2 separate regions of the Mus musculus genome follow, and region 2 is linked to region 1. The links are chromatin loops, found by intact Hi-C in ENCODE. Cell type or tissue: left cerebral cortex. All regions are shown on one strand. Links, peaks and the distances in the headings refer to the core of each region. The heading gives the core; the rest is flanking DNA.

Region 1 (2,916 bases), core at 198-2,697:
ACTATGAACATATTACATATGTCCCTATTACAAGTTGGAGCATCTTCTGGGTATATGCCCAGGTGTGATATAGCTGGGTTTTCAGGTAGTACTATGTCCAGTTTTCTGAGGAACCGCTAAACTGATTTCCAGAGTGGTTGTACCAGTTTGTAATCCCACCAGCAATGGAGGCATGTTCAGTGCATGCAGACAAGAGCCTGATATAGCTGTCTCCTGAGAGGCCTTGCCAGAGCCTTACAAATACAGAGGCAGATGCTCGCAGCCAACCATTGGACTGAGCATGGGGTCCCCAATGAAGGAGTTAGATATCTTAGTCAGGGTTTCTATTCCTGCCTAAACATCATGATCAAGAAGCAGTTGGGGAGGAAAAGGTTTATTCAGCTTACACTTTCCACATTGCTGTTGATCACCAACGGATGTCAAGACTGGAACTCAAGCAGGCCAGAAAGCAGGAGCTGATGCAGAGGCCATGAAGGGATGTTACTGGCTTGCTTCCCCTGGCTTGCTCAGCCTGCTCTCTTATAGAACCCAAGACTGCCAGCCCAGGGATGGCACCACCCATAAGGGGCCCTTCCCCCTTGATCATTAATTGAGAAAATGCCTTACATCTGGATCTCATGGAGGCATTTCCTCACCTGAAGCTCCTTTCTCTGTGATAATCCCAGCTTGTGTCAAGTTGACACAAAACCAGCCAGTACATTAGAGAAAGGACTGAAGGAGTTGAAGGGGTTTGCAACCCCATAGGAAGAACAACAATAGCAACCAATCAGACCCCTCAGAGCTCCCGGGGACTAAGCCATCAACCAAGGAGTACTCATGGCTCCAGCTGCATATGTAGCAGAGGGTGGCCTTGTCAGGCATCAATGGGAGGAGAGGCCCTTGGTCCTATGAAGGCTCGATAGATGCCCCAGTGTAGGCGAATTGAGGGCAGGGAGGTGGGAGTGGGTGGGTGAGTGGAGGAACACCCACATAGAAGCAGGGGGAGGGAGGATGGGATAGGGAGTTTCTGTGAGGGAAAGGGAATAACATTTGAAATGTAAATGAAGAAAATATCCAATAAAAAAAAAAGAAAGAAGATAAATCTTGATGCTCAGGTAAGCAAAATGAACAAGGCAGCTCTGGTTTCTGCAGTGAGTGGTTTCAGATGTCCCTAGGGGGGTTGACTAGATCAGAACATCTGGCGACTTCAGAGGAAGGGAAGGAAATGGTTCTCAGCTCACGGATGTTTCCCAGCTCCTGGCTGCTGTAGGAGGCATTTTTGGAAGAACTAGTGTGTGTGACACCTTATCTGCAGCAAGCAAAGTCTGGGATGTGAGGAAAGATGCTAGCAAGCCTCCCAAGTTGCTTCCTTCAGGAAACGGAATTATCTTCATATCCAAGCAGAGCAAGAGACATAAGAGAAAGCAGATTTCCTTACACCTTTCGTTTGTTTCAGTTAAAATGTATCTTGCTTCATTCAGCAAAGATTTGGTTGCATTTTATTGCTTGCAGGATGAATTTTCTTTTTAAAGCCATAGGGGGGTTGGAATAGAAGGCATATGCCTTTCTTTGTTACTTTTCTGCTGCTGTGAAAAGACACCATGTCCTAGACACCTTATAAAGATAAAATTTAATTGGGAGTGAAAGACCTCCGAAGGGAGACCCTCACTCAAGTCTTGGGATAATAGCAGACCCCAAAGAACTCACAAGAGGCCAAGCTTGATGCAAACCACATGAGGCTTTATTCGGGGAAAGCCAGAGCTCTGGGGACGACTTATATCCCACGCAGGGGTAGAGGAGTCGACCTGGAGGGGAAAGAGGTCCCAGTTTTTATAGGCCCTCAGGGGGGAAAGGAGAAGGGGGAGAGTAGGGGACTACCCAATCTAAACAATGTCTATTCTCAAGAATGGGTATGGGAGGGGTACAAGGAAAGAATCTGGTGCAGGTGCAGCAACTCCGGATTGGCCCTGGCTGTGGTTGCTGGGGAGATTTTCCGACTCTTCCCCAGCAACCAATATCACAAACACCTACCAATGGGCTTCATCAGTGGGCACACACATGGGTTCAAGGAACGGTCAGAACATTGGCAGACACACAGGTTCTAGTTGTGGCCAGAGCATTGTGCACCTCTATTTTTCTAAATCAGTGAAGCTAGTTCTGCTAACAGTGAAATCTATTTTGCCAATTTCAGGGCTTTTGTGACCTTTTACATTCAGTCAGGATCTTTCAGGAGCTTGCTGAGAGTTTCAGAGGGTGAGTCCTTAATCATCACAGTGGGAAGCAAGACGTCGGACAGGCAGGCAGGGGGGCTGGAACAGCAGCTGAGAGCTTACATCTCATCCACAAACAGGAGGCATTCGAATATGTAGACCTATGGGGCCCATTCTCATTTAAAACACCAGAGCACATCTTCTCTAGAGAGACATTAGCATCTTTGTCTCTTGCCATCTGCAAGATGTCTATCCCAGTGGCTCATCAGTTGGAGACTGATTTTGCCTCTAAGAGGGGGATACCACTTAACACCCACAATTTCCAGCATAGAGTCCCATCCCCAAAACCAGCTGCAAAATGCCACTGCTGCTATTGCTGAAAAACCTTTCCCCACTCCTCCATCCCTTACCCTTCTTCTCTGGTAGCAGCAGTGACTGAAAGGATCAGGGAACAGGTGATGCCGACTATATTTTGCTCTCGGTACCGGAATCAATGGCTACGATTGGTCTGTCTAAAAATCACTGTTATATAATAGTCTGTGTTTATTTAAAAGTATATCCTTTAAAAACATAGAGAGGGTTGTACTCGTTCAGCTCAGGTCTAGACCCTCCTGTGGGTGAGACTTTATGTCTAACTATTAATGAAAAATGAGACCATGAATTTAAAAGAGTGTGTGTTTGTGGGGGGGGGGGGGGAGGGATACATGGGAGGGTTGAGGAGGAAGAA
Region 2 (2,916 bases), core at 155-2,654, 400 kb before region 1:
GCTCTGAAGAAAGCATTAGAGGAGGGAAATCTGAAGGAACCACTCATCCTTTAATGTCCATTGTTATGACCTGTGACACAGCCTTGGCCACATTCCTACTGTCAGTCTAAGAGGATAGAAGCAGGTTTTCTCCAGTTGTTGTTTTGTTCCATTTAATAATCAGTTGTCCATGAATGTTGACACCAGATAAAGCATCTTTAGCTTTAGTGTGTTCTAGGACCCCCTCTTTTCATCACAGCAGGGGGTGGGTGGGGTGGGAGACAGAGGCAGACATACAGAGAGCAGGGAAAGGCAGAGAGAAATGAACATTACTTGTGGTAGTTTAAATATTAGATCAAGTCACATCTAAAGCCGAGCCAGGCAGAGGTGTTAGTCACGTGAGCCAATGCTTCCCTTTTTTTTTTTTTTTTTTAATGAGCTAGTGGCTCTTCCTCCATGAGCCAATGGCTCTTTTCTCCACGAGCCAATGGTTCCTTTTTCCATTCCTGGCAGAGTGAGTTACATCATTCATCCACCCACCTACCTAGGAATGATGACTTACTGAATTTTTCAGTGGGCTCTGTCATAGAGTAGACTAGAGTTCTGACTGCAACAGATATGACAAAGGCCACTGTATGTCCCACCAGGACCCTCTTCTGTGGGTTCCACAACATGTGAGTTTGCTGGACCACTGCCTCTCTGACATTTGTATAGAAAGTGAATCCCTCGTTGCCCTGTCTCATATCATACTGTGAGTAATGCCCTTGGTCATATGGCAACAGGGACAGAGGGCACGACCTTGGGTGTTAATTTTCCTGACTTCATACTGGTATTGGCATGGGAAACCATGTGCATGTGTTTCCTGTAACTCAAAACTGCTAAGCTGGGCAAGAATGTCTGACTGCCCTTTCATAGCTAGGTGTCCCCATCTGCAGACATCTTGAGATCTTGAGATCAATCCATCCGATGGGACAAGCCTTCACAATCCCTGGGAGTTGTCCTCTATGCTAGACGTTAAGCCAGGACACGCCACTTGCCAGAAGGCTGAGGTGGAGAATATTCTGGAAAGTCTGGATAGCATATTGTGCTGGTTGAACTTCTAATGGGGCAGGAGTTCAGAGCCTGTTGAGTCAGAATCATGACAGCAGCTGAAAAAGAAAAATCAGGTCCCTCGGGTCACCTCTGCTTGCTTGAGCATATGTGGTACATGTCGGAATCCCACTTTTTGTTGGGAAGAGTCAGGTGACAGAATGTCACATGTCACTTGTGGCTAATCCTTGCAGAGAACGAGGACTCTGAAGTTATCAGGATTCTGACTGGGGTTGGGGATGGAGGAGAGGTTTGGAAAGACTGGCTGCTTGTATTTGATCTCTGTCTGAACCTCACACAAAGCTGTCCTGTTGCCGCAATAGAGCGATGCAGAAACACAACGGTTCAGGGCCCCAGTCACCCTTGCCAATTCTCCCAACTAGGACAGTTCCTAGTCCTAGGATATATAATAAATAAGGAAGTTGATTTTGAGATACCTGCTAATGAATTTTCCTCCTGTTGATCATAAATGGATGCTTCTCCCTCCTCCATCTTCCCTCTCTTCTTTTCTGCTTCACATTTCTTCTGCATCTTCCTCCTCCTCCTTTCCCCTCATCACTCCTCCTCTTTCCTCCCCCTTTCCTTCCTCAGCCTCCATGCTTTCCCTGTCATGGCTGATTCTACCCTGACTGTGGGCCAAAACAAACCCTTCCCCATGCTGCTGTTGTATACAGAGAAGAACAGTAATCAGTGGGCTGCAAAACAGTTTGGATATACATATATTTAAAATTTTGGCATAAAATTGCTTTCAGATGATGAGTATAAGATATAAATACATCTTGTCAGTGGTGGTGCATGCCTTTCATCCAAGCACCCTGGAGTTAGAGGCAGGCATTTCTCTGAGTTTGAGGACAGACTGATTGATAAATATGTATATTTATATATATTATTATTATTATTATCTTCAGATATTATATGTGTGCAATCAAAACTGTACAAATCAAAATAAAACAGAATCTGAAATTACAGCTGCTCAGAAGCAACTTTAGGAACTCAGCCCGAAGGGACCTGAGAAGTCATGGAAACAGCATTGAATATGGAGGTGTCCTTTTCCAGACTCTGGAACAAGCAGCTCTCTTCCTCATCCTCTACTTTCAAGACATCTCTCAAAGCTGCTTCCTTCCTTCCCGACAGGGCATGGCAGCTACAGTTCAGTTCTCCATGTTTCGAAAGACTATGTCTTTCACACACAAGAAAGCAAAGTCGTTTGCTCTGAGTGTTGGCAGTTGGAGCTGTGACCTCGCCGATGCTTGGTGAGCGCTGGGTTGCTGGGTGGCATCGGTGGCCCCTGAAACACTTCTCCTCGTGCTTACTCATGTTTATTTGCATGGCAAGGGGGTTGCTCACTTCCTGGCCCCAGCGATATTCTGTACAATATTTTGAGCGCAATGAAAATTGCAAAGGTGAGCGGCAGACGGATGAGCACCTCAGAGCAGGGTCCCTGCTATCAGCTGAGAAAGTCACCTCTACAGTACAGAAATATTGGGAGAAGGACCAATTTCACTCTTACCTTCCCAGATGCCTGGGGCCTCCAGGGAAGGCTTGATCCATGGTGTCCTGGAAGCTGCAGCCGGGAGAATTCCATCTACTGTTCCAGAGAAAACCCTGATCCTGGAGAATCTAAAGACAAAACTTGAGAGCAAGCAGCTAAGCCGTGTTATCCTTCAAGTGGAGCATAGACATTCAGCAAGACCGGTAACCACACTGCAGAGCAGGGGAGAGTCCTAAGAAGGGGACAAAGTGATCTAGGACACCTCTGGCGGTCGGCTGCATGTGCAGGTACAGGTAGCGGAAAGCTTTCTCGGTCTGATGTGGACTTCGTGAATATGGAAGCTGAGAAATGGGCCG

Evidence for each region. Peaks named below come from ENCODE experiments on the same cell type or tissue, not always from the same donor. Only the 100,000 strongest peaks of a DNase experiment are listed, where the experiment ranks them.
Region 2: it touches region 1 in a loop (3-fold over the local background); 7 of 42 quality-filtered maps call a loop at or near these places.

Annotation. Positions count from the first base shown.
Region 1 is chr15:27,307,187-27,310,102 of GRCm38, reverse strand. No RefSeq gene overlaps it. Among named protein-coding and RNA genes, the nearest start is that of Gm36899, 150 kb to the left of the region's middle. In left cerebral cortex, for the core only: a CTCF peak has its summit at 1,221; a DNase peak (open chromatin) is centred at 1,239.
Region 2 is chr15:27,706,208-27,709,123 of GRCm38, reverse strand. No RefSeq gene overlaps it. Among named protein-coding and RNA genes, the nearest start is that of Otulinl, 26 kb to the right of the region's middle. In left cerebral cortex, for the core only: no CTCF peak of the experiment used is centred there; DNase peaks (open chromatin) are centred at 514 and 1,707.